2 separate regions of the Homo sapiens genome follow, and region 2 is linked to region 1. A link is a contact called in ENCODE POLR2A ChIA-PET data. All regions are on one chromosome and are shown on one strand. The core of a region is the stretch at or near the end of the contact, and the rest is flanking DNA. Distances in the headings are between cores, read along the strand shown.

The links. ChIA-PET counts read pairs that join two places held with the same protein, here RNA polymerase II (POLR2A).
Region 2: POLR2A ChIA-PET joins it to region 1 with 11 read pairs in B cell. The contact joins the enhancer-like site here to the promoter of HYPK in region 1. POLR2A ChIA-PET finds 5 or more read pairs at or near these places in 2 of 52 experiments (B cell and activated CD8-positive, alpha-beta memory T cell).

What each region holds. Positions count from the first base shown.
Region 1 is chr15:43,799,349-43,803,681 of GRCh38, reverse strand. HYPK (huntingtin interacting protein K) reads right to left here and starts at 3,083. Exons shown (of 4, transcript NM_016400.4): 1 at 2,898-3,083; 2 at 2,495-2,550; 3 at 2,113-2,164; 4 at 1-1,971. The coding sequence starts at 3,059. The coding sequence ends at 1,876. It overlaps SERINC4 (serine incorporator 4), which reads left to right and starts at 3,462. Exons shown (of 12, transcript NM_001258031.2): 1 at 3,462-3,797; 2 at 4,196-4,333. The coding sequence starts at 3,696. It overlaps SERF2-C15ORF63 (SERF2-C15orf63 readthrough), which reads right to left. Exons shown (of 6, transcript NR_037673.1): 3 at 2,898-3,187; 4 at 2,495-2,550; 5 at 2,113-2,164; 6 at 1,093-1,971. RefSeq lists enhancers at 2,807-3,056, 2,964-3,664, 3,665-4,333.
Region 2 is chr15:65,775,110-65,779,442 of GRCh38, reverse strand. The region is part of intron 1 of DENND4A (DENN domain containing 4A); the gene reads left to right. Among named protein-coding and RNA genes, the nearest start is that of DENND4A, 15 kb to the left of the region's middle. RefSeq lists an enhancer at 2,088-2,137. Within about 2 kb of position 1,873, at least 5 of the 41 ENCODE cell types and tissues checked have a DNase peak (open chromatin) inside an H3K27ac peak, as active enhancers do; they include B cell, where a contact is called at or near this core.

The sequences.
Region 1 (4,333 bases), core at 1,834-4,333:
GCTGGAATTACAGGCGTCCACCACCACACCCAGCTAATTTTTTTTTGTACTTTTAGTAGAGATGGGGTTTCACCATTTTGGCCAGGCTCGTCTCAAACTCCTGATCCCAGGTGATCCACCTGCCTCGGCCTCCCAGAGTGCTGGGATTATAGGCATGCGCCACCACGCCCGGCCCTGATTAACCTTTAAAGTAAAATTACCTTCTCTCTAGGATAGGAAATGGCATGTAGAATGTATTATGGCTTAGAATTTGAATACCAATCAAAACCTTTCATAGGTTTTTTTCGTTTTGAGACAGTCTTGCTCTGTCGCCCAGGCTGGAGTGCAGTAGCACAATCTCAGCTCACTGCAGCCTCAACCTCCCAGGCTCAAGCAAATCCATCTCAGCCTCCAGAGTATCTGGGACCACAGACAGGCACATGCCACCATGCCTGGCTTTTTTTTTTTTTAATTTTAGTAGAGACAAGGTCATGCTATGTTGCCCAGGCTGGTCTGGAAATCCTGACCTGACACAGTCCTCCCAGCCCAGCCTCCCCAAAGTGCTGGGGTTACAGGCATGAGTCACCACACCTGGCCCAACCTTTGATATCTTCTAGTCTTACCATGTTCTAACCCTCAGGTACCTAAATTCTTTTTTTGGTGGTGGGGGGAGCGCGGTAGAGACGAAATCTCACTGTGTTGCCCAAGCTGGTCTCAAACTGCTGGGCTCAAGTGATCGTCTTGCCTCAGCTTCCCAAGGTGTTGGGATTACAGGCATGAGCCACCATGCCTGGCCCCTAAATTCTTTTTTGTTGTTTTGTTTTTGAGACAGTCTCGCTCTGTCACCCAGGCTGGAGTACAGTGGCACAATCTCAGCTCACTGCAACTTCCGCCTCCCTGGTTCAAGCAATTCTTCTGCTTCAGCCTCCTGAGTAGCTGGGACTACAGGCATGCACCACCACGCCTGGCTAATTTTATTTTTTTTGTATTTTTAGTAGAGACAGGGTTTCACCATGTTGGCCAGGCTTGTCTTCAACTCCTGACCTCATGATCCGACTGCCTCAGCCTCCCAAAGTGCTGGGATTACAGGTGTGAGCCACTGTGCCCGGGCTTTTTTTTTTTTTTTTTTTTTTGAGATGGAGTTTCACTCTTTCCCCCAGGCTGGAGTACAGTAGTACAGTAGTGTGATCTCAGCTCACTGCAACCTCTGCTTTCCAATTTCAAGCGATTCCTGCCTCAGCCTCCAGAATAGCTGGGATTATAGGCGCCCACCACCATGCCCAGCTAATTTTTCTATTTTCAGTGGAGACGGGGTTTCACATGTTGGCCAGGCTGGTCTTGAATTCCTGACCTCGTGATCTACCTGCCTCGACCTCCCAAAGTGCTGGGATTAGAGGTGTGAGCCACAGCACCCAGCCAAATTATTTTTTTTTAATCACTCAAAATCAAGCATGTTGTAGGTACCAAAATTCTAACTCAAGGTGGCCTATGAACTGGGTTCATAACCTACATCTATCTATATATATAGTGGCTCCTAGGCAGGTAGCTGGCCTTTTAGATATTCATAAGCTGTCTTGGAGACACATGCCATTTGAGTACAGTAACTCTGCTGAGACTCCAGATGTACCTTGAATACTGTTGAGAGCTAGTCAGATGAATGAGACTGGCCTGCCACCTAGCATCTGCACATGAGGTATTCTTCTACACTGATTTTTCATACAGGTGTGCTAGATTTTAATGGGTCACTTAAATTCAGTTAGTCTCCAACATATAAATTCTCCACAACATAGGATATAGTATACACTCTACTTGACCCAAGATGATAAAACTGAAAAAGACAAAAAAAAATTTTATTGCCATAAATTAATCCAGTAGGTATATTTGAGAAAGCACGCATCAGTTGGTTAGGGCAATAAGCGCCTCTACCACGTTGCCCATGTGTTCCCGCAAACTGCGTTCTGCTGCTGCTCGAGATATCTCCATCTCAGTCATCTGCAGAAAAAAATCATGTTACATAGGTTCCCAGGCATTAATGTGCCACCAAATATACTGACTCCGCTTGTTTCAGGAAACAACCCAAATTAAGCAGAATAGCCTCCCCTCCGCATACACTAGTTAGGCACTACCACTCACTATTAGCTCCAGATCTTCCTTCTTGATAGTGACTTTTGCCAGTTCTTTCTCCCTGCAAAAATATTTAAATATATTAGTCCTCATTCTCAACCAACACCATAAACTCCCAGGAAGGGTCATTCCCAGAAGTGCCCTGTAAATAAATCTTGATAAACCCTTGATTGAAAATAAAAACTCCCACTAATACTCCTTTCCCCTGGAGTCTTGGCAGCAGGTGTTGCCAGGAGGCCTTCTGCTAACAAGAGTAAAGTTGTGGCGCCTAGATCTGCAGGAATTGGTGATAAATTTGAAGAACGGTATAAAGGCTTAATAATGGTTTTTATTTTTGTCTGGGGACCGGGGAGGGAAGAACTGTTAAAGTTGGCTGCCCCTGAAGACTTACCGCTCCTGTTTGGCTTTCTGCTCCCGGGACCTTCTGTCTCCAATCACAGACATGGCCTATGGGAAAGGCAGGTCTAGTTACTGCACCGCTACCCACAATTCCCAATAATCTAAAAGGCCAACAAAACAAGCGGTTCATGCATGGATTCACGATGACAAGTGTTACCAGGTAGCAAGGACTATGTTTAATTCCATTCTATGCACCTGAGGTCCCCTTAAGCCCACTATCAAGCTCCTTTAGGCAAGCGGCGCGCTCCGGTGACCGCTGTTTCCCTCGGCTCTACCCTATTGCCTCCTCCTGCCAACGGGATCAGAACCCCGTCTTGGAGCGCTGGCTTCCAGCTACAGCCTCAGAGCCCCCCTCTGCTCTCAGCCCGCCCCGACATGCTCTTGGCCAACCTTACCGTCTCCAGATTGGAACTCTGGATCTCCTTCTCCTCTGCATAGTCGGTGACCCGCTCCAAGTCCGCCGCACCGCTGTCATGTTTCCGTGGCTTCTCCGGAGGCCGCTCTGGTCCACTGGTCTCAGTCTCCAACTCCAGCTCCACATCCCCCTCGGTCGCCATATCTATTTCACCACGCCGCCGCATAAGCCCCACCTCACGCCGACTTCCGGCAACTGACACAGCTTCCGCCCGGGGAGGAGGCGGGGCTGGCCCTGGGCCACACCTTCTTTCTGCTCCAGTTCTAGAAGCTTCAGGGAGGAAGGCGGTTCGTCTCTCAGACTTCCTTTCGGGTTTGTACAGTGTTTTGTGCGAGGCCTTCTCTCAGACCTAACCCGACACCGCTCCAGCCCACCCCACCGATATCCTTAACCACCTCATAAACTAGGAATAGTCCCCTCAACACATAAACACGCACCCACCCACCTCAGGGAACTCCGTTCAACCTGAATGACGTCTAATCCTAAACCAATAAAGAATGCTAATCCACAGGGGGCCAGATAGACAAACTGCCCCCTAATCTGGAGAGAACAGCCTGAGTGGCCGCAGTGTTGAGGCCCTAAGGACAAAGCTCCTTCACAGGGCATTTGCATTTACCGCAACCTGGAGGTCAGTGTTCTCTTCCGGACGTCTCCATTCTGCCCGGGACCGGGTGCTCAGCCCCAACACAGTGGCAGTCCAATGGGCTGAGGACAGAAGCAACTGCTGCTCTCATCTGCCTTCCATCTGGTGGACCTAAGCCTAATCCCTGGGACAAGGATGGTGGGTGCCAAGGCCGGCCCCAGCCCCGGCACCTCCCTGGGCCTGGCACAGCAGCACAGCGGAGGCAGCAGTGTCCTAGTGAAAAGTCCCTTCTGTCAGGTGAGAGGGTGCGAAGGGGAGAGTGGCCGAAGCTGGGGAGGAAGACGTGCAGAAGCCAATAAAAACGACAGGCCTCTTTTCTCCTCTAATGTCGTTCTGGTTCGTTGCCCCAGGTATAATCTGTAAATCTCTCCCGCCATGTTTCCAGCCCCAGGTGTTTAGGTCGAGAGAAAGGTCAGATATCTCAAGCCTGCTTATAATGAAAGCCCTACTAAGTTGTCAGTGGGCGGCAATCCCAAATGGCTGGAATCAGCTTGAAACAGAACCTGAGTAAAAGGAAGAAAGGGGAAGGGGAAATTTTGGAATTCAACCTCCTGGGTTAACCTCACACATACATTAACGTATGCCTTTCCTCAGCAAGTCTCCACCTCGCTGCCTTGCATCTGCTCTACTCCCAGGTGTGCTGCTGTGGGCCTGCTCCTTGTGCCAGCTGCTGCCACTCTAGGTGGCCCTCTCTCACCGCATCCACTTGCAGCCGCCTGTTCTACATCCTCCTCCATGTGGGGGCCTCAGCAATCTGCTGCCTCCTGCTGTCA
Region 2 (4,333 bases), core at 624-3,123, about 22 Mb before region 1:
AGAGTCTCACTCTATCTCCCAGGCTGGGGTGCAATCTCGGCTCACTGCAACCTCTGCCTCCCAGGTTCAAGCGATTCTCCTGCCTCAGCCTCCCGAGTAGCTGGGATTATAGGTGTGCACCACCATGCCTGGCTAATTTTTCTATTTTTAGTAGAGACGGGGTTTCACCATGTTGGCCAAGATGGTCTTGAACTCCTGATCCCAGACGATCCACGCGCCTCGGCCTCCCAAAGTGCTGGGATTACAGGTGTGAGCCACTGCGCCTGGCCTTTTTCCTTCTCTTGAATTTGTATCTTGAGATTAACAAAGGTTTTTTTTCCTTCTAATTTTTATTTATTTATTCTAGACATGTGGTCTCGCCATATTTCCCAGGTTGGCCTCAAATTCCTGGGCTCAAGCCGTCTTACTGTCTCTGCCTTCTGAGTGGCTGAAACTGTAGGCATGCACCACCTTATGGGGCCCTAAAATCCTTTTTATAGCAGTCAGTATTTAATTGCATGTTGGCCTCCTCTGAGCTGAAAGCAACATAGCCTTTTTTTTTTTTTTTTTGATGCGGAGTCTCGTTGTGTCACCCGGGCTGGAGTGCAGTGGCGTGATCTCAGCTCACTGCAACCTCTGCTTCCTGGGTTCAAGCGATTCTCCTGCCTCAGCCTCCTGAGTAGCTGGGATTACAGGCACGTGCCACCATGCCCAGATAATTTTGTATTTTTAGTAGAGACGGAGTTTCACTGTTAGCTAGGATGGTCTCGATCTCCTGACCTCGTGATCCGCCCGCCTCATCCTCTCAAAGTGCTGGGATTACAGGCATGAGCCACTGCATCTGGCCTGCAACATAACTTTTTATATGCACTAGGAAACCAAAAAATTCATGTGACTTCCTTTATTGTGATATTGGTTTTATCGTAGTGATGTGGAACCTAACCTGTAGTATTTCTGAGGTATAGCTGTAATGACTGTGGTACTGGGGAACGCTTTTTTTTTTTTTTTTTTAGGTCACTGTATTTTACCACTGAGTATTTTAGTTGAGGACTCTGAAATGTCATGTTTTTAAGATAAATGGGTGTAGATGGGTGGGGGAAACTATACAGTGTTACTTTGGCTTGTTAGATAAGACTGGCTGTTATCACCAGAGAAGAAAAACCTCACCCCCTTTTTGGTCAAAATTGTAGTAACTGATATTATTTTTCTTTAAAAAATAATTTGTTCAGATAAAGTCTAAGAAATTCCCTATTAATCTCTCATTTTTTCTGGACACCAGAACTTTGTAATAGAATTTTATTCATACTTACTCATAACTACACTGAAGTTGGATTTATAGAATATTGTTTGAAACTGCTGTTTGGTGAATATTTTTCATTTTATTGTGCTGAGGAATATCTGAAGATACCAGCTTAACAGCCTTTTTTTTTTGATACGGAGTCTCCCTCTGTCGCCCAGGCTGGAGTGCATTGGCCTGATCTCAGCTCACTGCGACCTCTGCCTCCGGGTTCAAGCGATTCTTCTGCCTCAGCCTTCCAGTAGCTGGGACTACAGGTGCATCCCACCATGCCCAGCTACCTTTTTATATTTTTATTTGAGACAGGGTTTCACCGTATTGGCCAGACTGGTCTCGAACTCCTGACCTTGTGATCTGCCCACTTTGGCCTCCCACAGTGTTGGGATTACAGGTGTGAGCCACTGTGCCCAGCCTAACAGCCATTTTTTTAAACAAAACTTTTTTTTGGCTTCCTTGATTAACTGATATTTTGCTTTTCTTTTTTGAGGTTTGTTTAATCAATTTTTTTGTTTGTGGCCCGGTGCAGTGGCTCACACCCATAATGCTAGTACTTTGGGAGGCCAAGGCAGGCAGGTCACTTGAGATCAGCAGTTCGAGGCCAGCCTGGCTAACATGACGAAACCCCATCTGTACTAAAAATACAAAAATTAGCCAGGCGTGGTGGTGCGTGCTTGTGATCCCAGCTACTTGGGAGGCTGAGGCTGGAGAATCGCTTGAACCTGGGAGGTGGAGGTTGCAGTGAGCTGAGATCGTGGCACTGCACCCCAGCCTGGTCAACAGAGTAAGACTCTGTCTTAAAAAAAAAAAAATTGTTTGTAATTTAAAAAATGTAAGCTGGCTTACCCAAAAAGGGAAATTAGTTCCCATTAGGCAAAGATGCTGGAGTTTTCACAGTACCCGATGATAGAAGTACAGCCAAGACTCATGAAGGGGAAGGGAAACCAGGAACTGGAAATTTATAACCCAGGCAGCTATTTTCTTTTTTTCTTTCTTTATTTTGAGACAGCGTCTTACTCTGTCGCCCAGGCTGGAGTGCAGTGGTGCTATCTCAGCTCACTGCATCCTCCGCTTCCCGGGTTCAAGTGATTCTCCTGCCTCAGCCTCCTGAGTAGCTGGGATTACAGGCACATGCCACCATGGCTGGCTCATTTTTGTATTTTTAGTAGAGATGGGGTTTCACCGTGTTGTCCAGGCTGGCCTCGAACTCCTGGCCTCAAGTGATCCTCCTGCCTCGTCCTTCCAACTTGCTGGGATTACAGGCCACCGTGCCCAGCCCCATGCAGCTATTTTCTTACTACCCTGGGGTAGCATGATTTCTCTGAGTCTTCCTGCTTTTCCACTTCATTTTTCTTACTTTGCATGTTGTCTTTCACCACTGCACGTGGATGGACATGTCTTCTAACTCTTAAATTCATATATTCGCTCATGGTTCTGTGATTTCATTCTGAACCTCTGGGAGAAAATTGAGTCTGAGGCAGGTATCTCTTTCTGGTCTAATCAACTGTGGCCGATGAAGCCAAAGGTTCATAAAACATGGCTTTCAGGCCCAATTTTTATGGAAGGGGAATGATACAGGACATACAATTCTCAGAGGATAGGTGTGTAGGTAAATAGACTTTCTAAAAGGTGGTGGATACAAAGGGATACTTAATGATTAAAAAAATTATGATTTTTATGAAATAAAAAAGTTACTGCTCAGTGGCTTTATATATAGTAGGAAACTTAAATTATTTCATCCCCAATCTATACATGATTATTGTGAAGACTAAAAATGTCTCCCTTTTTTAAGTAAAAAACAATGGAGGTGATTAGCTTCTGCATACAGAATTGGAAGTTTGAGTCATTATTTTATGAGCATATGTGTATGATGATATATACCTTCTTTAATATTAATACCATTAATACATCACATCATTCTTTATTTAGCAAACATTTATTGACTGACTTCTCTCTGCCAGGGAGTATGCTAAAACAGATATTTACAGAAATGGGGGTGTAACATTGCTTACTCTTAGTGCATAATCTAGTTGAGAAGAATAGATGTTCAAAGAAATAATTGGAATATTAATGGGATAATCATAGTAGAGATATGTACAAGATACTCTAGAAGCATACAAAAAGAGAATGACGGTCTCATGGAGAAAACAGTAAGGAAGGCTTCGAAGAGCAGGTCTCCAATATTACATAGCAGTTGACCATTGGAATAGAGATATTCTGATAGGAGGAACTGAATTTGCAAAGGTGGCATGGAGTTGTGTAAAGGGGGAAACTGTAAATGGTTCAGTATGACTGAAGTGAATTTTTACCCCATTTAACTTAATGAAACTTAAACTAAAACTTTTTTTCATACCTGTCCTTCACATGGTAGTAATGATTGCCTTTTTCAAGAGGCAGTTGTACATTGTAGAATACTCAAATCACTTTTTGTTATATAATTTTGATGTCATTTTGGGAATTGGGAATGAGATGTCACTGATCATTTGCTTTCAGATTCCTTTATTGCTTTTTTTTTTTTTTTTTTTTTTTTTTGAGGAGTCTTGCACTGTCACCCAGGCTGGAGTGCAGTGGCATGATCTTGGCTCACTGCAACCTTCACCTCCCAGGTTCGAGTGATTCTCCTGTCTTAGCCTCCCAAGTAGCTGGGATTACAGGCATGCATCACCACACCCGGCTAATTTTTGTATTTTTAGTAGAGGCAGGGTTTCCCTATGTTGGCCAGGCTGGTCTTGAACTCCTAACCTCAGGTGATCTGCCTGCCTCAGCCTCCCAAAGTGCTGGGATTACAGACGTGAGCCACCGTGACTTCTTTTCTTTTCTTTTTGAGGCAGGGTGTGGCTCTGTCCCCCAGGCTGGAGTGCAGTGGTGTGATCATAGCTCACTATAGCCTTGACCTCCTGGGCTCAAGCAAACCTCCCACCTCAGCCTCCTGAGTAGCTGGGACCACAGGCATGAGCAATCATGCCCAGCTAATTAAAAAAATTTTTTTGTAGAGATGGGGTCTCAAATTTTTCTAATAGTGGTTGGTTTGTTAGTTTACTTTTATGGTAGTTTTTCCTG